Regions from separate parts of the Homo sapiens genome. Here all the other regions are linked to region 7. A link is a contact called in ENCODE Hi-C or POLR2A ChIA-PET data. All regions are on one chromosome and are shown on one strand. Each heading gives the region's core, a stretch centred on a gene start or an enhancer-like site at or near the end of the contact. The rest is flanking DNA. Distances are from core to core; before and after follow the strand shown. Region 1 holds the start of MORC3 (MORC family CW-type zinc finger 3). Region 2 overlaps DOP1B (DOP1 leucine zipper like protein B). Region 3 has its middle 30 kb from the start of CLDN14. Region 4 holds the start of IFNAR2-IL10RB (IFNAR2-IL10RB readthrough). Region 5 holds the start of GART (phosphoribosylglycinamide formyltransferase, phosphoribosylglycinamide synthetase, phosphoribosylaminoimidazole synthetase). Region 6 overlaps DOP1B (DOP1 leucine zipper like protein B). Region 7 holds the start of RUNX1 (RUNX family transcription factor 1).

Region 1 (2,832 bases), core at 28-2,527, 1.3 Mb before region 7:
AAAGGATGGACCTTTATCCAGAATACGTAAAGAACTCTTACAAATCAATAAAGATCCTCCCAAAAGAAAAACAGAAAATGGTCAAAGGATATGAATAGGCAATTCAAAAAAACAAAACAAAAAACCACAAAGACTAATACATGCGAAGAGCTCAACAACACAAACAGTCAAGGAAACGCAAGTAAAAGCAAATATCATTTCACAAATATCGGACTAGAAAAAATTTAAAGTCCGTCAAAACCAGGTGTTAGAATCTGCCTAAACGAATGAAAGTCCCAGAGCAATGCACCAATTATTCACTACGTGTTTGTACCCCAAGGAGTCACTACCCATTCGAATGTTAAAATTAGTGGCACTAGGGCAGTCATTCTTTGGCAAAAGTCAACAACCTCCAGAAAAGAGGAACATTTCAGCATAACATCAACTGCGCTCACAAGGTAGAAAAGTTTTTTAGGATAATCAGGTGGGGAAGCCACGCCCACATTTCCTGGACGTGAGATTTCAAGTTATCTTGTGTGACCGCTCCCTACGATTTAAGATACAAGAAATGTTCACAGGGTTTCCAAGAACTCGAAACGCCCCAAAACAGACGCAACGCGGGATAAAGAGGAGAGCTCGAGCTCAGCGATCTAGGGTCTGGGCCCCAAGGCTTCCACTGCCAAGGAAGCTGCAGGCACTGACAGGCATCAGGCACACTCATCCTGACTCCACTCGCCCGCAGGCAGGCCCGCAGCCCCGTCCCCCCGCCCCCGGGACGTCGAGGCCGCCGGCGTTTCTGGACGCGGAACCCGCTCCCTCCCACCACGACGCCCAGCGGACAGAAGAGGGTCAGGGGCCCCGCGGCCCCGAGAGCAGACCGATCTCCCGCCGAGGCCTCGCCCGCGGACGACAGCTGCTGGGAGACTAGGAGGGAGCTGGGAGGAGGAGCCGCGACCCTGGCCCGCCCCGAAGCAAAACAGAAACACAATGCAGAGGCGACGGAACGCAGCCCGGCCCGCAGCCGAGCTGTTCCGCCGACGGGAGCGAGATGGCCGCCCCCTCCCCGGGCCCCGCCGCAGCCCCCGCCGCCGCGTCGGCCCCACAAGCCGCCACCGCCCACTGCCGGCCCCCCTTCGCTTGCCCGCCCGCCCTCCTGGGACACGGCCCGCTCCACCCCTCGCGGCTGCTCACCGCGCTGAGGCGTATCCCGCGGGGTGGCTGCGCCGCCATCTTGAGCGAGCTACAAAGCCAGGAACGGCCTCCGCCGCAACCCGACTGGGAGGTGGCGGAACGACTGTGGAGCCCTATGGGTACCGCCCACTTCCGGGGAGGGGCGCACGTCTGGCCCCTCCCACCCACTTCCGCCTCCAGGCAATGCCGAATTGGGAGCTTGGGGAAGATGAATTGCCTGACTGGTTAAAGCAGGGTACAGTGGGAGCTGAGCTTCCAGCGCGGGGCCCTGCGGGCCTAGGGCGCATGCGCGAGGCGCGGCCGGCCCGTACCCGTCTCGACACCCAGCTGGAGCTCGAGACTCGGGGATCTAGAGTTTGAAGCCTGGCGCGAGATGCGGTATACCCGAGACCGGTGAACTCCAGTCACTTGACCTGGTCGGATGTGAATTGCGCAGAAAAAAGCCATTCCATATCCACCAGTGTCCATGTGAAACCTTAACGAAATAAAGACGGAAATTAATGTAGACTGTTTGGATTTGCCCTGAAAACTATCAATCTAACTCATGATTTAAAAAAAAAAAAAAGAGTTCTGGGGCCGGGCGCGGTAGCTCACGCTTGTAATCCCAGCACTTTGGGAGGCCGAGGTGGGCGGGCGGATCACCTGACTTCGGGAGTTCGAGACCAGCCTGACCAACATGGAGAAATCCCATCTCTACTAAAAATACAAAATTAGCCGGGCGTGGTGGTACATGCCTGTAATCCCAGCTACTCGGAAGGCTGAAGCAGGAGAATGCTTGAACCCAGGAGGCGGAGGTTGCAATGAGCCGAGATTGCGCCATTGCACTCCACCCTGGGCAACAAGAGTGAAACTCCGTCTCAAAATAAATAAATAAGAGTCCTAAAGGCATAAGGCCGGTGCAGTGGCTCATGCCTATAATCCCAACACATTGGGAGGTCGAGGTTGGGGGTTCACTTGATAGGGGTTCAAGACCAGCCTGGCCAACATGGTGAAACCCCATCTCTACTAAAAATACAAAAATTAGCTGGGCATATTAGTGGGCGCCTGTAATCCCAGCTACTCGGGGGGCTGAGGCAGGAGAAGTGGGTGAACCCAGGACAAGGAGGTTGCAGTGAGCCCAGATCGCGCCACTGTACTCCAGCCTGGGCGACAGAGTGAGACTGTCTCAAAAAAATTAATTATTTTTAGAAAGAGAAATTGGCTGGGTGCAGTGGCTCATGTCTGTAATCTCAGCACTTTGAGAGGCTACATTGCGAGGGTCTCTTGAACCCAGGAGTTCGAGACGAGCCTGGGCAACACGAGGAGACCTCATCTTTACAAAAAAAAAATTGAATTAGCTGGCAGGGCGTGGTGGCTCACACCTGTAATCCCAGCACCTTGGGAGGCTAAGGCGGGCAGATCACTTGAGGTCGGGTGTTTGAGACCAGCCTGACCAACATGGCGAAACCCCATCTCTACTAAAAATACAAAATTAGCCGGGTGTGGTGGCACATGCCCGTAATCCCAGCTACTGGAGAGGCTGAGGCAGGAGAATCACTTGAACCCAGGAGGTGGAGGTTGCGGTGAGCCAAGATCACACCACTGCACTCCAGCCGGGACAACAAGAGCGAAACTCCATCTCAAAAAAAAAAAAAAATTAATTGTGCTTGGGGGCGCACGCCT
Region 2 (3,295 bases), core at 10-2,509, 1.2 Mb before region 7:
GATCCCAAACTCAGGTGATCCAACCACCTTGGCCTCCCAAAGTGCTGGGATTACAGGTGTGAGCCATCGCGCCTGGCCTAATTTTTGTATTTTTAGTAGAGACAGGGTTTTTCACCATGTTGGCCGGGCTGGTCTTGAACTCCTGGCCTCAAGTGATCCACCCACCTTGGCCTCCCAAAGTGCTGGGATTACAGGTGTGAGCCACGGTACCTGGCCTAATTTTTGTGTTTTTAGTTGAGACAGGGTTTCGCCATGTTGGCCAGGCTGGTCTCGAACTCCCAACCTCAGGTGATCCACCCGCCTCAGCCTCCTAAAGTGCTAGTATTACACGTATGAGACACCACGTCCGGCCCAAACCTGCTTTTTAAAAACTAAAAGACTTTCTTTTGCAGAACAGCTTTAGGTTCACAGCAAAATGGAGTAGAAAGTAGTTCCCGTACATCCCATCCTACATACATACAAGCCTGCCGTATTATCAACATCCTGCACCAGAGTGGTACATTTGTTAAAACTGAAGAGCCTCTACTGACTCACTGTTATCCTCCCAAGTCCAGAGTTTACATCAGGGTTCACTCTTGGTGGTGTACATTGTATGGATTTGGAGAAATGGACAATGACATGGATCTACCATTATAGCTCTGTATGCAATAATTTCACTGCCCTAAAAATCCTCTGTGCTTCACCCATTCATCCCTGCCTCCCTCTCCCCAACCCCTGGCGACCACTGATCTTTTTACTGTCTCCATGGTTTTGCCTTTTCCAGAATGTCACATGGTTGGAATCATACAGTGTGTAGCCTTTTCAGACTGGCTTCTTTCACTTAGCAATGTGCATTTAAGAGAACCCGCTCTTTAACCACAAACATTTCTATATGATTACTCTCTTTGTGGGGGTAGGAGAGAGAGAAATAGCCTCTGGGGCTGGTCATGAAATTAAACAAATGAGCAGCTGTGCTAAGCCGGCAGGAAACATAAGCCTATGGGGCAAAGTGAATCGGAGATGGCAGGCTCCAAATAAAGGCATTTGTATCTAACTAAACACAGACAAAAAGGTCTACACAAAGGCAGTGAGGAGCACCAGTGGGTAAGCCCTGTTTTATAAGCATTCAGTAGCAAAAACCACACACACACACACACACACACACACACACACACACACACACACACACACCATAGAAACACATTCATAAACACTCCTGTGAGCCAAATTTGCAGAGCCACAGATGTTGCAAGTAATCTGAAACTTGGTATTCCGAGCTGGCTTAGCTGTCACTAGAAACCCAGATGGTGGTTTCCCATAAACTGTACATGAAAAACAAGTGAAAGTGCTTAAAAGGAAAAAACAAAATCTCTTACTTCAAAAAGGACACACGATCCTATCTGACTTACATTTGAAATAATGGCATCTTGTCAGGTGGAAAAGAAAGCGCTGTGTCCAAGAATTTGCAAGCTGATAAATACAAGATGAGTTCACTCTGGGGTATCTCCCCCACTGAGGGTCCATTTGCATCCGGGACTGAAACTTTCGTTCTGTTTACTTTGTTGGTGCTTCTATAAATTTGCAAAGAAACGCTTGTTATAAATTCATTCAGATCTGTTATAGTCCATTCACCTATGACCTGTCCCTCAGAAGAATTTTCTTTTTAAGAAATTTTTGGAATAGCTGGTCCTTTCACAAGTACTTCAAGATAACAGCATTTAACATTAGACAACTCTATATCTAAAGTGACGTGCTTTAATCGTGACTATCTTTTCCTCTTGTGTACAGATCTTGTACTGCTTACCTCAATGACTCATCTTCATCTTTTAGATCTTCTTCAAGCTGTGTGAATGTCTGAATCTGAAAAAAAAATGCATTCAAGTTACTATCTGAGACAGATTAAATCTACCCAAATATTTTTTTTTACTTATTTTTAAAAATCGATTAATTTATGAATGAATGAATAAGACGGGGTCTTACTCTGTCACCCAGTCTGGAGTGCAGTGGTACAATCATGGCTCACTGCAGCCTCAACCTTCTGCAGATGCAACTTCCCGCCATGCCGAATTAATTTTTGTATTTTTTTGTAGACAAGGAGTTTCACCATGTTGCCCAGGCTAGTCTCGAACTCCTGGGCTCAAGTGATCCATCCACCTTAGCCTCCCGAAGTGCTGGGATTACAGGCATAAGCTACCACGCCCAGCCCAAATTTATATGTATATAAAAAACTAGTAAGTATTATCAAATGGTACAAGTTAGTTGGAATAACTGACAGGGTGAGAGATCAAATATGATCATAGAGTAAAATATTCTCTGTTTAACCAAGAGCTAACCATGTGCTACCAACCTGATTAAAAATAACATTTAGATAAAATGGGATACATAGGAAATAGTACGTTATGTTACTGAAAAAGCATTTTAAAAAGCTCCAACCTTGCTTTCAAACTTACAATACTTGTACTCACCAATTCAGAGACCATTATTGGCCACAATGAAGTCAAATGTTGAGGAGATATTCTTAGCAGCAAAACTCTGAAAAAAAGAAACATCTGAGCAGCAACTATGGATGTCTGTCCAACTCTGAGATTGTCTGTCAGGCGTTCTAAGGAAAGAAGATTGTAAAGATGTTACACAAATATGCAGTTTAGGGTTTCTTATCAGACAAAGAAAAATAAAACTGTGACTGTTCTGACATTCTAGTAACAACCCAGTGTAAGGAATGAGTGTTACAGGCCAGGCTTGGTGGCTCGCACTTGTAATCCCAGCACTTTGGGAGGCCGAGGCGGGCGGATAACAAGATAAGGAGTTCGAGGCCAGCCTGGCCAATATGGTAAAACCCCATCTCTACTAAAAATACAAAAATTAGTCGGGCGTGGTGGTGGGCGCCTGTAGTCCCAGCTACTTGGGAGGCTGAGGCAGGAGAATCGCTTGAACCTGGGAGGTAGAGGTTGCAGTGGGCCGAGATCACACCACTGCACTCCAGCCTGGGTGACAGAGTGAGACTCCATCTCAAAAAAAAAAAAAAAAAAAAAAAAAGAATGTTAGGAGATGCTTTTGTGCAACTAGTCCACCCCAGCCCTCTTCTTTGTGAAATACAGCAGTTCATGGCTCTTGCCAAACCTAAGGAAATGATTCCCACAGGCCGTCCCCCTGCCACAGCTGAGTAGAAAGACATGAACATCTGTCACCAGAAATCCACTGGATGACCAACAGCCATTTCAATGTTCTTTTAAGAATATGAATGAGGAGACGCAGAAACCAAGCAGCCCATGGTGAGGAATGGACTTACACAATCATATGGACTGGCTGGCAGACA
Region 3 (3,143 bases), core at 551-3,050, 1.5 Mb before region 7:
GCCTAGACACACACTCTTAATAACCCTTTGAGGTGTCTTGAGGCAGTCACAGCTACATAAAATAGATTACAAATAAACCTATTCTAGACCCTTTGGTGGGGAGAAATTACTTCAGTACGAGGCTATCACCTCAGAACAGACCAACCAAACTTAGAACTGGGGTAAACTTCTCAGGGTAACCACTCTCTAGGCAGATGTTGGCATCAACCTGCTGATAACATCAGTGAATATCATCTTAGGTCTTGGTGTGGCTTCTTGTACATCTGAATCTGCTGGGCTTCCTGTAGTAGCTAAGAAAAAAATTACCATTGTACAGGAGGAAAGAAAGGAAACACATGGCTCACAGATGTGCTCCCTGCAGCAGGGAGGACTCTCGAAGTGTGGGCCAGACAGGAAACCTAGAATGATGGAAGAAAAATCAGGCACTAGGAATGAGACTGAAATTAGTTTACGTTCCTCAGCTGATTGCACACAAGAGGAAACTTTTTGTTCAATCATTTAAACTACTATTGATTATGGAAAAATTCTGGTCCCTGTTACTAAGACATCTACAACTGAATTGGTAAAATCCACATAGGAAAATTGGACAATGACACAAGGCAATACGGGATCTGGTCTAAGTAAACAGCTATTATGGGTTCAGAAGGACAACCCATTGAGATGGCAACGTTGTGCTTCCAAACAGGGCTGGAAATCTGCTTCAACGCACCGTGAAAAGGGTGTGCTTAACTACACCTGCTCACTTAGAAAAAAACACAAACATTTCCCTCTGGGAACCCAGCCTGAATTTGTTTGCTGACTTGCATGCCTCTATGTGTGTCTTCACCTGTTGGGGTTGGAGGCTCCCCGGCCTGCCTCCCTCCGTGTTTCTGCCACTTCCCTTATCTTGAAATAGCCATGACCATCGGAGAACTAGGTTTCCCTTCTCCCCTTTTCTACATCCACCACCAACTCACATTAATTTATTGAGGACAAACATTGCTGGCAATAGAGAAGGTAGAATCAGAAGAAAACATATCTACCTCTTATTAAAAGGGTTAAGAGGGTTCTTAATAAGTAGACCAGGGCTTGACCTGAAGGATTTTGCTAAGGGCTACTGTACAAGATCCAACCTCCTGCCCTTTACTGGCGTCCCCAACACCCCATGTGGGTTTTTCTGTAGCCAGATATTTTTCCAGACCAACATTGGATTACATGGCTGCAGACCTTGGGATTCAAAAGGGAAAGATGAAACCTTCACAGCAACTTGGAGTTTCTTTCAAGGGGAATTTTCATTACAGAATGTTTTGTTTTAACTGGTAATTAAAGGTAGGTGAAACACTCCTGTAGTAAGGGGTTTTCCTCCTCTCCAACCTGTCCCTCCAAGAGAAACAGGCACAGGCAGGGCCACGAGGCCTGCCCTCCTCTCTAGAGGTAACTGCTCCTGAGAGTTTATGGTCTGGTCCACTTCGGTTTCTCATGTGTCACCTTTCTAGGGGCTGCAAGGCCCAGAGATCTGGACACAAGCCAAGAAGTCAAGAACTGTTGAAGCCGCAGTCTCCACTCTCCTACTGACACCAGAGACCACCCAGCCCAGCCAAACCATATGGCCTCTTGTTTTCCTGATGTATGAGGTGGGTAGAATGCTTTTCCCCCAAAAGAGGACTCCAAGGGATCAATTACTTAAAATCTGTAAACATGTAGCATTATAATTATGATTCCAGTTTCTAGTCAAAACGGAACTGGCCAAAAGGAAAGAAAATACTGACACTGCCTCTGAGGGCAGCTGCCACCGCTTTTCCGGTATTTCCAGTCTGGCGGGTGGAAGAATGTCTTGGATCAGCTCAGCGCTTGACTGGCCCAGAGCTATGCTTTCCCCATTTGAGGATAAAGAGGCCAAAAACCCAACTGAGCCCTGGACATAACTGGGCCGTGGGAGTTTACACCATTTGCTGTAGCAAAGGCTGGACCTCTTAATGGGTTACAGGGTGTCTATGGTAGGGCACTAAACCTTCAGGTTGTTTAGGGATTGACAGGTTGTGTAGGTGGCCAGTAAACAGACTTTTGGTTTCTAAGCTGTCAGTCTAAAAGCAATGCTGCTGGGCCAGGCGCGGGTGGCTCACGTCTGTAATCCCAGTACTTTGGGAGGCTGAGGTGGGCGGATTACGAGGTCAGGAGTTCGAGACTAGCCTGGTCAGCACAGTGAAACCCCATCTCTACTAAAAATACAAAAATTAGCTGGGTGTGGTGGCGTGTGCCTGTAGTCCCAGCTACTCGGGAGGCTGACGCATTAGAATCACTTGAAGCCGGGAGGCGGAGGTTGCAATGAGCAGAGATTGCGCCACTGCACTCCAGCCTGTGACAGAGTGAGACCCAGTCTCAAAAATAAATAAATAAATAAAAAATAAAAGCAATGCTGCTAAGACATCTGCGGTTGTCAGGGAGAAGGAATTTCTGTATGGAACTGGCAGCACTCCCTCTCAACAGGGACTCTGCCCCCAACCATATGTATCTTCTCCATGGGAATCCTTCAATAAATGCCTCAGCCAACAACCACTGCTCCCCTTCTCTGGGCCAAAAATTTTCATCCCATTCTAACTCCTTCTTCCCTGCAGCCAACACCACCTCCAAACATCTACCCTTCTCCTAATTCAGCCCAAAGCAACACAAAGAGCCACTCCTGCTTTCCATTCCCAGTTGCGTTCTCCAGCCTGTGGTTTCCGGTCTGAGCTGCTCCCAAGATGGCGGACACCGGAAGTGCCTTCACAGCAGGTGGGCAGCCATCTCCACCTGTGGCGCTAGGGCCGCCTCCTGCTCAACCAAAGAGAGTCAGAACCTAGCACAATACACACCGCAGCCATGCCCAGGGCCAGGTGGAGACAGGATAATAATTTGACACTGTTTAAACTATTGGTTTTTATATATTCTTTCAATATTTACCTAGAGGAAAGGCTGAGTACTCTAAATAAATAAAGGAAAGGCCCAGCAGGAAGAAAGGGCCAGCGGGGAGCAGCCTCAGCGGCTTCTTTACCTCCAGAGAATTCATTTTTTGCCTCAAACTTGCAGCCTCCTCTCAGCAAAACAAAAGCCCCACAATTAAGGACGCCTACCAACCCACAGGACAATGTCCTGAAGCCAGCCCCTCGAGGCATAACCCCTTACTC
Region 4 (3,004 bases), core at 402-2,901, 1.8 Mb after region 7:
ATAAATGTTTCACGTCTATGACAGTACCTCTAGGGTTATGATCCTTTTCATACTACTTTTTGAAATGACTTTTAGACAAATCACCATTGTCAAATTATGTGAACCAAAATCAGATTTTCTTTAACTTTTCAATAAATACATGAGAAACTTTAGAGGAAATAATAGGTAAGAAAAATGAGTCATGTACATTTTTGATTATCTAAAATTGTGGAAAACAACTTTATGAACAATAGAACTTACAAGTTCAAGTCATTTTCTGCGACAAACAGATCAAGCCTTATCAGCTATGCCCTAATTGCTAGGAGTGTTTATCGAATATTTTCCTTAGGGTAGATTTTGATAGAGTATCTGCTACCCCCTCACCCCCTCAAGCCTGCACAGGTGGATAGGGGGTGGGTGGACAGGATACTGAGAAACCTTGGCAAGCAGTGGGACTTAGCCCCTGGGCCAGTGAGCACACATGGGAAACTCCACCTCTCCCTGAGCCAGCTCCGGCACTTCTCACCACTGAATCAACGCCCAAGCATGCTATATTCGTTTCTAAGACTTCTTGCTAAACAAAACAAGGAAATAAAAAAAAAAATGTTAAAAGAAAGGAGGTGGGAATACTCAGAGTCAATATAACCATCGCTAACCAAATAAACGGGCTGATGGAGTCAACTCGCTACTGCGTGTAACGGATTGATTTGCTCAGGGTTGAAATGCAAGTGCCGATCGCCTCTCCATATTCGCGGAGTATCTTCCCAGTATCTCCCCTCTCCGACCCTGGGAGGGTGCACCCTTCTGTCTCCGCGGCCACGTCCCCTCGCCCCTTCCCCCTCCTGCCTCCACGCAGCGGATCCGGAGGGGTGTAGGCCGCTCCAGCCCCGGCTGCAGTCTGTGACCCTGACGCAGGTCGAGGGGGGCTAATCCCAGGGGACCTCAAGGGGGCGGGCTGGAGATCCCGAACCTGAGCACCCAGCTGGTGAGCCGGTTTTGCAAGGCGGGGTGGACCTGGAGGAATGTGACCCTCAAACTTAGCAACGACTCACATCTTGCAGTGGCAAATGCCCGGTATCCTGGGCATCCTTGGTGGGGTGGGGTGGGACGCGGAGGGGTGCAACGAAAGCGGACTCCCAGCAGGGGCGACGCGTGGAGGGCGCAGGACAGGGCCCGGGAGGGGTCCTGGGGTCGCAGGTGCGGCCCCGGGAGAGAGGAAGGGCGCACTAGCCGCATACTCAAGACGCAGAGGGAGGGCAGGAGGAGGAGGAGGAGTCGGGGAGAGCGAGAGGGAACCGGAGGGGATTCCGGGAACCGCTGCAGGGAGGCGGCGTTTTCCCTCCAGTCAGCTGGCCACGCGCTCCGCTCCCGCGACCCCGCCACGCTGCGTTACCTTTGCAGCTCTCGCCTTGCGGCTCCCGAGAGATGCTAGCCTCGGGCCCCAGCCGCGCCCGGCTCTGGGACCCGACGCTCGCGGTCAGGATGCGCCTCGCGGGCGGCCTCTCGGACAGAAGCGGCGGGCGGGGGACAAAAGCGGCCCGTGCGGCCGGGTGGTGGTCCGCGGGCTGCGCTCGGGGAACTGTTCGGCTCGCCGGCGGGATTCCTACCCGCCGGGAAGAAGCGTCTTTAGTGCGGGTGCGCGCGCCGAGCCCCGGCCTACGAGGAGCGATACGGAAGCGCGGGCGCCGCGCCGCCGCCGGCGCGGGGGCGGGGGCGGAGCCAGGGGCGGGGCCGGAGCCAGGGGCGGGTCCTGGGCCGCTGGCGGGGCTGGAGCAGGGCCGGAGGCGGAGGCCGGGCCGGGGGCTGGGCAGGAGAATAGAAAAAAGGTCCGGTCATTTACAATCGTCTGCTGCCGATTGTCAGCTCCTAACCAATCCCGCCTTCGCCGAGAAAGCTCCATAGGGGAAGAATTTGGGACTGTTTTGTTTACTGAAGTATCCTTAGGGGTTAGAATAGTGCCTGGCATTTAGAAGACACCCAAAGATGTGTTGACTGACTGAATGAATGAATGAACTAAAGAGTGAATGGGTTCTCTCCTGGCTCCCCCACTTGTTAATTGTATAAACCTGCATGATATAATTCTCCAACTAGTAAAACGAGGATAAAAATACCTACCATTGAGTAAATGTTGTAAATATCTACAACATTATCCGTTGTAGATTCTCCCCTCTTCTCCGCGGGTCTCTTCTCCATACTCCTACCCTTCCCTCGACCCCCCACTGATCAACGTGTTTCGGGATAGGCAGAAAGACAGATGTTCTTCATTAATTTGTCTGCTTGTTATTTATAGCCTGTCAACTTCTAAAATAGACTATGAGGCCGGGAGCGGTGGCTCACACCTGTTATCTCAGCACTTTGGGAGGCCAAGGCAGATGGACCATCTGAGGTCAGGACTTCAAGACCCAGCCTGACCAACATGGTGAAACCCTGTCTGTACTAAAAATACAAAAATTAGCTGGGCGTGGTGGCGGGCGCCTGTAATCCCAGTTACTTGGGAGCCTGAGGCAGGAGAATTGCTTGAACCTGGGAGGTGGAGGTTGCAGTGAGTTGAGATTGCACCATTGCACTCCAGCCTGGGAGACAAGAGCGAAACTCTGTCTCAAGAAAAACGAAAAAAAAAAGAAAATCCAAAACCAAAATAGACTATGAGGCAGCTTTCAAGTAAAATGTATGTATATTCTAAACATTACAGCTACTAAAATGGAAATGTTAATATCTTTTTGAAGGAGAGGGAAAAGATACACTAACCACCTAAATTGTTTTAACTGAGTATTTAATCTCTCGTTCAGCTTTCTGGCCTCCTAGGAAAGGGAGGAGGAGGATGTTTCATACTTTTTGTAGATGGGAAAAATGAGCCTTTTAATCTATGAAGTCAACCAACATTTGCTGATACTCCTTTAAGGCTAGGCACAAGGGTGATCATAAAGAGGATGTCACGGTCCTGCCTCTTATGTGACCCTTGGCAGAATTCCCACCAGCCCCATACGATCTGAAGGGAACTTATCTAGGATCCTATTTCTTATAA
Region 5 (3,018 bases), core at 159-2,658, 1.5 Mb after region 7:
GGCGGCGGAGGAGGAGCTGAGGAAGGAACTAGGCCCGTCCCTGGCGGACAACCGGGCCTACGAGTAGCTAAACGGCAGGGGGGACCCAAACAGGGGAGAAGGGTGAACATCTTAACTCGGTTCTGAAACAGGGAGTCTTGGGTTACCTCGGAAAAGGCGAAGTTCCTCGAGGGAAAAGGAAGGGAGCGGCTGGGGGGGCGGTTGGGGGGGGCCCGGAAAATGGATCCCAGGCCCAGGCGGGGCCCTAGCGGGGCCTGAGCCGGGGAACGACTGCGTCTCCGAAGAAAGGTGCCAAAGAAGGCTAGGTGAGGGCCTAACGGTCCGTTGGGAGCAGAAGAATCTGGGAGGCGTTTACCTGGAAAGCTCCTGTTGAATTTCCCGGAATTTACTGACCACGAAAGACCTAAAAATCTGCTCGATGTTGGTCGCCATGGCGTCCGCTCCGTTCTCTCAACTCCTCCTCGCTAGTCCTCCAGGCTCCCAGCATGCCTCGGGAGGAGGCGCACGGGCCAATTCGGTCTCTCGCCTTCCTGATTGGCTCCAAAGGGAATGCCCGGTCCGGCCCGCTCCACCGAGGGACCAATCAGTGAGCACGGCCCTGCTCTCCTCTGCTGTTTCTGAGCGGCTGGGGTAGAGGTGCTGACGTTTGCGCCGCGCACGACTATGTCCGCCATGTTAGTGTCTGACGCAGGCGCCATTACAGGAGCCGTCTCTCTTGAGGCGACCGTGTCCGCATAAGTTGTCAGTCCCCAGCAGTGTTTGGGAGCCTTAACAGGCTTGCTAAGTGCCTGAGATTAAAGGCGAAGAGGAAGAAGAGCAAGAAGGGCAACCCGGTGTTTAACACACGGCTTTCAGGCGCTCTCAGGTGGCGCCAAGTTCAGTTTCGACAGGGATATGCATCCGGGAGAGAATTTTTCAGCCCCCGCCCCCACTGGCATGTGAGAGGAGGAACTCGCTGTTGCCCTGTGTCTTCCCCAGTGCGTTCTATAACCAGCCTCATTTTTTTTTTTAGCAATAGGCCGGATGTCCTAAGCGACCGGCATTCAAAGCCCGGTGCATTTTAGTCTCATCAGGAGTCAGGCGTGTCACGAGATTTTTCCGCGGTAGCTGCTCAGCTCTGACTCGTGAGCGGCGCACAATTGGCTAAGAATGGGTTTAGCATTTTGGCGCTCCCCCCCGGCGCTCCTGGAAACACTGCGTGGCACCCCGTACCACTGTCACATTATAAACGTGCTAAGGCTTGGGTGTCTCGGCTGGGGAGCAGTCAGGCAGCGCCCAGGGCGGGAGGGAATCAGACTAGATTCTCGCCGCGGAGACCCAGGGCCGCGCGGACCAATGGGGCAGGGAAGCCGTCGTAGGGCGGGGCAGTGAGGGGCGGTGCCGCGCTGGTCCCGCGCCGGTCCCGGTGGGCCGACTTCCGGCGAGCGGGCAAGCGGGAACCAGGTGGCCACCCGGTGTCGGTGCGTAAACCCCCTCCGCTTTTACACGGAGCGCGCTTAGGCTTTGGTTTGGGGATTTAAGATCGCGAACTGAGTGAAACCATAGAAACTGATTTGTAGAAATTTTCCTGTTGTTTGTAAATGCGGTGGGTGGGGGTTGGCCATGTGCTTTTCACTTGCTACTGTTAGCTGGTTTCTATTTGCTCTTTTACTTTTCCTGTTTTCTAAGATGTCAAGGCCTTTTTGTGTCTTTATACATTTTTAGGACATAACCCTAAATTGGTGTACTTTCTCTTTATGCACCCGTTGTCTCTGGCAGATTACTTGGTTAATTTTGTAGTTGGTTTCTACTTTATTCTCCATATCCTCTGATACGGCTTTATTTGCCTGTCTTATTCTGCTTATGTTACCCATTCTGAGGAATGAGGCCCAAGGTTAGTGAAGTCCCCCAAGGTCTTCCTGCTAGTATGGGGCAGCGTCTCTACCCAGGCCAAGGCGCTGTGTGAGACTCAGGAGCCCAGGCGTCCTCACCACTGGGTAGTAAGGCTATTTTCAGTGATCCACTAGAGTAAACAGAATTTTCCCACACTACTGCTATATTCAAACTAAAGATGTAACATTTGCTCTAGATTTAAAGATCTGTTTATTTCTGGCCGGATGTGATGTAATCCCAGCACTTGGGAGGCCAAGGTGGGTTGACCATTGGAGGTCAGGAGTTCGAGACCAGCCTGGCCAACGTAGTGAAACCCCGTCGCTACTAAAAATACAAAAATTCGCCTGGCGTGGCGGCGCACGCCCGTAATCCCAGCTACTTGGGAGGCTGTGAGGCAAGAGAATCGCTTGAACCCGGGAGGCGGAGGTTGTAGTGAGCTGAGATCACACCACTGCCCTCCAGCCTGGGCGACAGAGAGAGACTGTCTAAACAAATAAATAAATAAATAAAATAAAAAATCTGTTTATTTCAGATACACATGGCAAGTAAAATGTGTTTTCCCGTTACACTAAAGTAGCTGTTCCTTCCGAGACTGTAATTTAACAGGGTTTTTTTTTTTCCTTTCTCAAATTTTCAATGATCATCGTTTCACTTGTTGAGAGAATCTGAAGCAAAATTGCTTCTGTTAGGCTCCACCCCCTCTTACCTGTGTGACCTCCAGCAAGTTATTTACCTATCTGGGCCTCCTTGTCTTATCTGCAAATTGGTGATAGTAATAGTATCTCCCTCATAGGATTCTTTCATGACAAGCATTTTAAATAGTACCCTGCCCAAGGTTAAGTGCTCAAAAAAATGTTAGTTTTGTATATTGTCAGCTTACATTTTTCTTAAAATATGTAATCCCAACATCATCAAAATAAGTTTTCAATTTTCTTTTTCCTGTTACCAGTTTGTCTTGTGGTAAGTAAATGTAACAAGTTAACATTTACTACTGCTGAGTGCCAGATTGTACTTATTTATAAATGTCATTTCAGTTAATCTCCTAGGTTACACTGCTGTTGTATCCATCCTTCTAAGTCTCAGGTGCCAGAACTAAAGTGAAATGAGTTGGAATTTGATTTTTGCCTTCTCTACCAATATTCTAGC
Region 6 (3,065 bases), core at 401-2,900, 1.2 Mb before region 7:
TCCAGATATAGAACTGTGTTAGTCCTCTTGTGACTGGCTTATTTCATTCAACTTAATGTCTTCAAGGTTCATCCATGTTGAGGATCTGACATCCATGTTGTGTAGCACGTGTCAGAATTTCATTCCTCTCGAGGCTGAGTACTAACGCGCTGCACGCACAGATCTCACTTTGTTATCCGCACACCCACTGAGACACACAGGGATTGCGTCCACCTTTTGGCTGCTGTGAATAATGCTGCTATGAACATCGGTACACAAACACCTGTTCAAGTATAGCTATATTTTTTAATAATCACTTTTTCCATTGCACGAATTTTCTTTTTTTTGGACAGGGTCTCACTCTGTCACCCAGGCTGGAGTGCAGTGGCTCAATCATAGCTCACTGCAACCTCGAACTCCTGTGCTCAACTGATCCTCCTGTCTCAGCCTCCCAAGTGGCTGGGACTACAGGTGTGCACTACCACACCCAGCTAATTTTTAAATTTACTGTAGAGATGATGTCTCCCTACATTGCCCAGGCTGGTCTCGAACTCCTGGACTAAAGTGCTAGGACTACAGGCATGAGCCACCATGCCCGGCCCCCCTAATTTTCATTTAGATTATTCTTAAATTTTTGCTAACTGTATGATTTTAAACTGTTCGACAGAAGGCAATTATTTCAAGATTGAAATAAATCCCTGGTTTTTATTAAATTAGTTAATTAAGAGCAAAACAGCTCTGCTGCTTTCAATGATGAAGACTGCTTTGGTAAAAACAGAAATAGAAGACTCTAAGGGAATGCAAATATTAAACCACACAGCTTGCCCTGTTTTAAATCCACCGTGTATAATTGAAGAAGCTCTCTAGACAACATGGGCCCTCCAGGCTGCTGTAATGAAATTGAGCAGAAAAATTACAAGGAACTTCTCGGTTCAATGACATCACCCTGAAGGTTTCTGTTTCACAGCAGCCAGATGAAATCTCCTCTTTCTCAGAGTGTCTATCATTAGTTATGTTCTCTGACATTTATTTTCTACCTTTATAAAAAATTATGCAGCCAGGCATGGTGGCTCTCGCCCGTAATCCCAGCACTTTGGGAGGCCGAGGCAGGAGGATTGCTTGAGCCTAGGAGTTCCAGACCAGCCTGGGCAATGTGGCAAACCCCGTCACTACAAAAAATATAAAAATTAGCCAGGTGTGGTGGTGTGCATGTGTGGTCTCAGCTATTTGGGAAGATCATTTGAGCCTGGGGAGGTCGAGGCTATGGTGAGCTGTGATTGTGCCACTGCACTGCAGCCTGGGTGACAGTGAGATCCTGTCTTAAAAAAAAAAAAGTTTTAAAAAAAATTATGCAAATTTTGGCCGGGCACGGTGGCTCACGCCTGTAATCCCAGGACTTCGGGAGGCCAAGGCAAGTGGAGTTCAAGACCAGTCTGGCCAACATAGCAAAATCCCGTCTCTACTAAAAGAAAAAAAAAAATACAAAAATTAGCCGGGCTTGGTGGTGCGCACCTGTAATCCCAGCTACTCAGGAAGCTGAGACACAAGAATCACTTGAACCCCAGGGGCGGGGTTGCAGTGGGCTGAGATTGCACCACTGTACTCCAGCCTGGGCGACAAAGTGAGACTTCATCTCGAAAAAACTAAACAAAACAAAACAAAACCAAAAGTTAGCCAGGAGTGATAGCATGCACCTGTACTCCCAGCTACCCAGGAGGCTGAGGCACAAGAATCACTTGAGCCCAGGAGGTGGAGGTTGCAATGAGCTGAGATCGCACCACTGCACTCCAGCCTGGGTGACAGAGTGAAACTGTGTCTCAAAAAAAAAAAAAAAAAAAAGTTACACAAATTTTAATTTGCCCTTGACAAAGACTCTCTCCTTGAGCTGATTCTAGCTAGGCTCCTCTGAGCCCTCTGCTTGACAAATGATTCTGTCCACCCCCACAGCCCCAAACAACACTAGCATGGATCCCTAGGATGGGGACACCAGTCCTCTTCAAACACTTGTCCGAGAAAGCTCAAGGTTGCCAAATAATTTACTGTTTGTTCCTGCGAGACCCCTGACCTCCCTTTCTTAGAGCATTTTCTTTTAAGTTTACAATGATAAATACTTTCTCTGTCCCTTTGAGATGTGTATGTGTCTCCCACAACCTAGGAATGTGTTTCTCAAGGACCTGGGAGCCATCCCTTTGAAACAGAATCATCAAGAAAGACAGAGTCTCGATCTCCCAGCCTCTGTGGGAGGGTAGGAGCCTCATTTGGATAAGCCCCAGTTAGCAAACCCAGATGGCCTAATCACATCTATGGACTGAGCAGCCTCCCCACCTGCTCTTTTGTAATTTTCTACTTCTCCAACTCTCCTTAAACTTCCTGCTCCTTCCCCCTCCCTCCTCCCTCATCCTTTCCCAGTCATCTCCACACAAATCTAAACTGAACCCAACACTTTCCCTTACCGCAGTGGTTATTGAATCACATCTGTCTTTACCATCTTTCACTAGAGTCTGGTTTTGTTTATCTTTGGCATCTTTATGGCTGCGAGCTCCTTGAGGCAGGTGCCATTTCCTCTTTCTAAAGATTTTATTCCACTTGGTGCCCAGAAGGCGCTAACCCATGTACCAGGCAGTGTCCTCAGCAGCAGGGTACAAGGAATGAGAGCCCCTGACCTCAGGCAGTTCCCAACTTAAAAAAGAAGCACCAGATCTTCATAGGTCTCCCCCAAAGCACAGCAAACAGCACCTCCACTTCACTACCCCAAGCATTCCCACTAGCTCTTGTTACCTATCCTTCCCTCCCAAACACGATTTATAAGGAAGTAGAGTTATGACAAATGCCACCCACTAATCTGCAGAAGCCCAGAGGCTTCCCCAGGCTCCTCACCTCATCACCCCCTTTGACTTGGGGTGGCCTCTTCACCACCTCCTTCACCAGGTGCAGCAGCGTGTCAGTCTGCAGGGTGCTGAGTGCACACACCAAGTCGACAAGGGTTAGCTGGGATGCACTTGCCGTTGGGATAATCTGCCAAGAAAAAAAAAAGTTCCTTGAAAGCTTATAGAGAGAAAGTAAAAATAAGGATGACACATCCTTAT
Region 7 (3,251 bases), core at 647-3,146:
GCTAAAAGCATCTGGGGAGTTTCTAAAATTAAATCTCCCAAGGATATTCTGTATGGCCCCTTGAATTGCTAAGTCATTATTAAGTGTGAGTCGACTCTGCAGTGGCAGCTGCACATTACAGCCCTCGGCTCTTAGGGCCCTTCCAGGGAATATTAAGTGTGGGAGAGAAAAATGAACCTGGTTTGGGGTTCAACTCAGGCTTGACTTTATTAGGGAGGGTAACAACACAGGCCCATTATGTTCATTATGTTCACAGGGGATTTGCACTGAGAAGCAATATGAAACACGCATCACATTTAAAGATTCACGAGCCTCATAAAAGAGATGTAGCACTATTATTCTTTTTTAGATGTTAGCAGTGTCAACATGTGGCCAGCTAACTTCTCACAAGTGTAAGAGAAAGCGGTCTGTTGAGTTTCAATTCCTGCTTTAGTCAAAACAGGAGTAAGTAAAAATTGTGTCTGTTCCTTTTGAAAGACTTGTGCCATGGAAGCTACTATCGTTGTGGGTCTTTGTGTGTGTGAAATTAAGTGGATGAGGGAAAACCGAGGGAGTGTTGTGGGAGTTCAGCCTTTCTGAAGTGCCTGTGCTGGCTACTGCAGCTTAGAATCCAGGACTGGCATTTACAACCCATCATCACACAGGTTCTCTTGACCCTATGTGTCGAAATTTCACGTGCGCAGAGTGCTATGGCGGATGTAGGCAGAGCAGAGCCAAATGAATAAGGTAGTAAATCAGGAAAATAAGCCTTTCTTCATCTTGGAACTACAAAACAAAATGACGTTTTAGTTGTCAGCAGGTAAAGCCAGTGGGGCCGGAAAATGAAATACGTGTGACCACAGTGGTTTGCCCACTTACAAAATTATCCTGTTTTTAGCATCTTCAAACAGGCATGTCTTTCTAAGGTAGAGGACGCGCTATATAATATTCATTAGTCAGCCCCAGGAGAAGTGTCTCCTCCTGGTTCCCCTTCTATTGTGGCATCCTCATGTGCTCAAAGTGTAGTTTTACCTACAGGTGTAAATTAGCCTATTGATTTGAATTGAACTAGAGAAAGGCAATACAGGGAGCTTTCCCAAGTGACAATACAAATAAACATCTGCAGAGTAACCACTGCTTTGTCCCAAATACAGAAATTCTCTCTGCTTTGTTTTCCTTTAGCTTCCTAATTTGTGTGTGTGTGTGTGTGTGTGTGTGTGTGTGTGTGTGTGTTAAGACTGTACTATGATTTTATCTCTTTACTGAAAGAGATACATACTAAAGTTGTCCATTTAGGGGGAATAAAACCACATAATTTTGGTTTCATTAAAACAGTCCTTTTATTTCAAAAGTAAAATTCTTTCCCTTTCCCAGGCTTTAAAATACCTGTGAGTTGCCAGCCCGTTGTAGGGGTCAGACTCTCACCAAAACATTTCTTTTTATTTATTTTTCCCTTTTATAGTTTCACTTATGCCATGATAGACGTTACCAAGGACTTAACTCTCCCGGAGCTGATGCCTAGCATTTTAAATGATGGGATCCACATCCTGTCGGAGCAGCGGCTTGATGCCAGCGTTGAATTACTATTGAATAAGCAGCAATGAAATCTTTATCAAAATAATCAGTAGTTCCAAAAACCACAAATAACAACAGGAGCCGAGTTGTACTAAATCAGCAAAGACCATTGAGATATAATAAGTGACTGAGTCACTTTTTTCTACATCCCCCCCTCTTGCAAAGTCTACTCGGCTATTTTCTTGCACAGCCTGGGGGAGGGCAGGTGGAGGGAAGGAAGGGCATTGCTCAGAAAAGAAAAAAAAAAATTGACATCACTTAAGTCACATGATTGGCAAGAACCAATTGAGATGGGCTGTGGAAAGGGGAACAGTTAAATTTGTAATTTGGGTTGTGTGAAAACTTCTTTGGGCCTCATAAACAACCACAGAACCACAAGTTGGGTAGCCTGGCAGTGTCAGAAGTCTGAACCCAGCATAGTGGTCAGCAGGCAGGACGAATCACACTGAATGCAAACCACAGGGTTTCGCAGCGTGGTGAGCATCACCAACCCACAGCCAAGGCGGCGCTGGCTTTTTTTTTTTTTTTAATCTTTAACAATTTGAATATTTGTTTTTACAAAGGTGCATTTTTTAATAGGGCTTGGGGAGTCCCAGAGGTATCCAGCAGAGGGGAGAAGAAAGAGAGATGTAGGGCTAGAGGGGTGAGGCTGAAACAGTGACCTGTCTTGGTTTTCGCTCCGAAGGTAAAAGAAATCATTGAGTCCCCCGCCTTCAGAAGAGGGTGCATTTTCAGGAGGAAGCGATGGCTTCAGACAGCATATTTGAGTCATTTCCTTCGTACCCACAGTGCTTCATGAGAGGTGAGTACATGCTGGTCTTGTAATATCTACTTTTGCTCAGCTTTGCCTGTAATGAAATGGCAGCTTGTTTCACCTCGGTGCAGAGATGCCTCGGTGCCTGCCAGTTCCCTGTCTTGTTTGTGAGAGGAATTCAAACTGAGGCATATGATTACAAGTCTATTGGATTACTTACTAATCAGATGGAAGCTCTTCAGAAATGTTTTAATAAATACTTAGTTATGCTGTTGGAGTGTTCAGTCGGTGCGTGAGAACTTTGTCAAGTGCGAGTAAGTTGTGCTGGTCTTGTTTAAAGGCTTAGAGATTATGAAGCTTGCACGAAGCTCCCTGGGTTTTATTTTGCTGTCCCTTGCCCGGAATGCCTGTGTCTGAGTTATCCTTAACTCGGCATGCTGTGTGGCCCAGAATGCAGCCTGCCCTGGGGCTTAGCAGGCACATGCACAGAGCCAGCCAGGAGGGCTGGTGCCAGTGTGGGGCAGGAGGCGGAGGCTCTCAGATAGCCTTGCACCAGCCTGGGGACTTCAGGGCCAAAGTGGCAAGGCAGCTGTCTCTATAAGGCAGAGAGTACAGGAGACTGACAGACTTGGTTAGGTTAAAATCATCAGCATGGGGCTGTGCTGTGTTTTTCCTTGTAGCCTCAATGCAAAGAGACAACCAGCATCTTTCAAGAGAGAAAGGAAGCAAATTGTGGCATACCGAGGTCTCTCTGGAAAAGGGCAATAGAGAAGTTTCCCGAGTTAAGCATTCTCGCAGCTTAAGTCGTTAGATTACAGGCTTATGAATAGGAACAGCCAGGGTGGAAAACCTGTCTCCATTTTTGAAACCAGCCTCTTGAAATGGACAAAGCTGTGGTTGAGCTGTGAGTGTGTGAGTATGTGTGTGCATGTGCGTCTTGTGT

The links. Hi-C counts contacts between places; a loop is a spot of excess contacts on that map. ChIA-PET counts read pairs that join two places held with the same protein, here RNA polymerase II (POLR2A). Pooled maps may share reads with other maps.
Region 1: a loop to region 7 is called in a map of natural killer cell, with 11 times the contacts of the local background. The contact joins the promoter of MORC3 here to the promoter of RUNX1 in region 7. A Hi-C loop is called at or near these places in 1 of 168 maps with a recorded cell type or tissue (natural killer cell) and 9 of 50 pooled maps. POLR2A ChIA-PET finds 5 or more read pairs at or near these places in 3 of 52 experiments (activated CD4-positive, alpha-beta T cell, activated T-cell and endothelial cell of umbilical vein).
Region 2: a loop to region 7 is called in a pooled map, with 4 times the contacts of the local background. The contact joins the enhancer-like site here to the promoter of RUNX1 in region 7. A Hi-C loop is called at or near these places in 4 of 37 single-sample maps with no recorded cell type and 6 of 50 pooled maps.
Region 3: a loop to region 7 is called in a map with no recorded cell type, with 5 times the contacts of the local background. The contact joins the enhancer-like site here to the promoter of RUNX1 in region 7. A Hi-C loop is called at or near these places in 2 of 37 single-sample maps with no recorded cell type and 2 of 50 pooled maps.
Region 4: a pooled map shows a loop between it and region 7 (5-fold over the local background). The contact joins the promoter of IFNAR2-IL10RB here to the promoter of RUNX1 in region 7. A Hi-C loop is called at or near these places in 1 of 37 single-sample maps with no recorded cell type and 5 of 50 pooled maps.
Region 5: a loop to region 7 is called in a map of CD4-positive, alpha-beta memory T cell, with 11 times the contacts of the local background. The contact joins the promoter of GART here to the promoter of RUNX1 in region 7. A Hi-C loop is called at or near these places in 1 of 168 maps with a recorded cell type or tissue (CD4-positive, alpha-beta memory T cell) and 7 of 50 pooled maps. POLR2A ChIA-PET finds 5 or more read pairs at or near these places in 1 of 52 experiments (activated naive CD4-positive, alpha-beta T cell).
Region 6: a loop to region 7 is called in a map of B cell, with 5 times the contacts of the local background. The contact joins the enhancer-like site here to the promoter of RUNX1 in region 7. A Hi-C loop is called at or near these places in 1 of 168 maps with a recorded cell type or tissue (B cell), 2 of 37 single-sample maps with no recorded cell type and 2 of 50 pooled maps. POLR2A ChIA-PET finds 5 or more read pairs at or near these places in 1 of 52 experiments (activated B cell).

Annotation. Positions count from the first base shown.
Region 1 is chr21:36,318,642-36,321,473 of GRCh38, reverse strand. MORC3 (MORC family CW-type zinc finger 3) reads right to left here and starts at 1,277. Exons shown (of 17, transcript NM_015358.3): 1 at 1,171-1,277. The coding sequence starts at 1,209. RefSeq lists a silencer at 694-1,153.
Region 2 is chr21:36,287,300-36,290,594 of GRCh38, reverse strand. It overlaps DOP1B (DOP1 leucine zipper like protein B), which reads right to left. Exons shown (of 37, transcript NM_001320714.2): 33 at 2,445-2,581; 34 at 1,784-1,839; 35 at 1,389-1,550. Among named protein-coding and RNA genes, the nearest start is that of MORC3, 31 kb to the left of the region's middle. RefSeq lists a silencer at 753-802. Within about 2 kb of position 1,259, at least 8 of the 41 ENCODE cell types and tissues checked have a DNase peak (open chromatin) inside an H3K27ac peak, as active enhancers do.
Region 3 is chr21:36,508,833-36,511,975 of GRCh38, reverse strand. It overlaps a transcript of CLDN14 not described here. Among named protein-coding and RNA genes, the nearest start is that of CLDN14, 30 kb to the right of the region's middle. RefSeq lists an enhancer at 208-257. Within about 2 kb of position 1,800, at least 8 of the 41 ENCODE cell types and tissues checked have a DNase peak (open chromatin) inside an H3K27ac peak, as active enhancers do.
Region 4 is chr21:33,228,585-33,231,588 of GRCh38, reverse strand. It overlaps IFNAR2-IL10RB (IFNAR2-IL10RB readthrough), which reads right to left and starts at 1,651. Exons shown (of 13, transcript NM_001414505.1): 1 at 1,373-1,651. IFNAR2 (interferon alpha and beta receptor subunit 2) reads right to left here and starts at 1,651. Exons shown (of 9, transcript NM_001289125.3): 1 at 1,373-1,651. RefSeq lists silencers at 1,185-1,234, 1,255-1,314, 1,375-1,834.
Region 5 is chr21:33,540,507-33,543,524 of GRCh38, reverse strand. It overlaps GART (phosphoribosylglycinamide formyltransferase, phosphoribosylglycinamide synthetase, phosphoribosylaminoimidazole synthetase), which reads left to right and starts at 1,408. Exons shown (of 22, transcript NM_000819.5): 1 at 1,408-1,460. SON (SON DNA and RNA binding protein) reads right to left here and starts at 487. Exons shown (of 12, transcript NM_138927.4): 1 at 356-487. The coding sequence starts at 432. RefSeq lists silencers at 113-202, 1,243-1,532 and enhancers at 383-442, 347-1,078, 643-1,092.
Region 6 is chr21:36,253,701-36,256,765 of GRCh38, reverse strand. DOP1B (DOP1 leucine zipper like protein B) reads right to left here. Exons shown (of 37, transcript NM_001320714.2): 23 at 2,857-2,994. Among named protein-coding and RNA genes, the nearest start is that of MORC3, 65 kb to the left of the region's middle. RefSeq lists enhancers at 796-845, 2,616-2,715. Within about 2 kb of position 1,650, at least 3 of the 41 ENCODE cell types and tissues checked have a DNase peak (open chromatin) inside an H3K27ac peak, as active enhancers do; they include B cell, where a contact is called at or near this core.
Region 7 is chr21:35,047,947-35,051,197 of GRCh38, reverse strand. It overlaps RUNX1 (RUNX family transcription factor 1), which reads left to right and starts at 1,896. Exons shown (of 9, transcript NM_001754.5): 1 at 1,896-2,030; 2 at 2,240-2,356. The coding sequence starts at 2,299. RefSeq lists enhancers at 2,054-2,173, 2,534-2,673.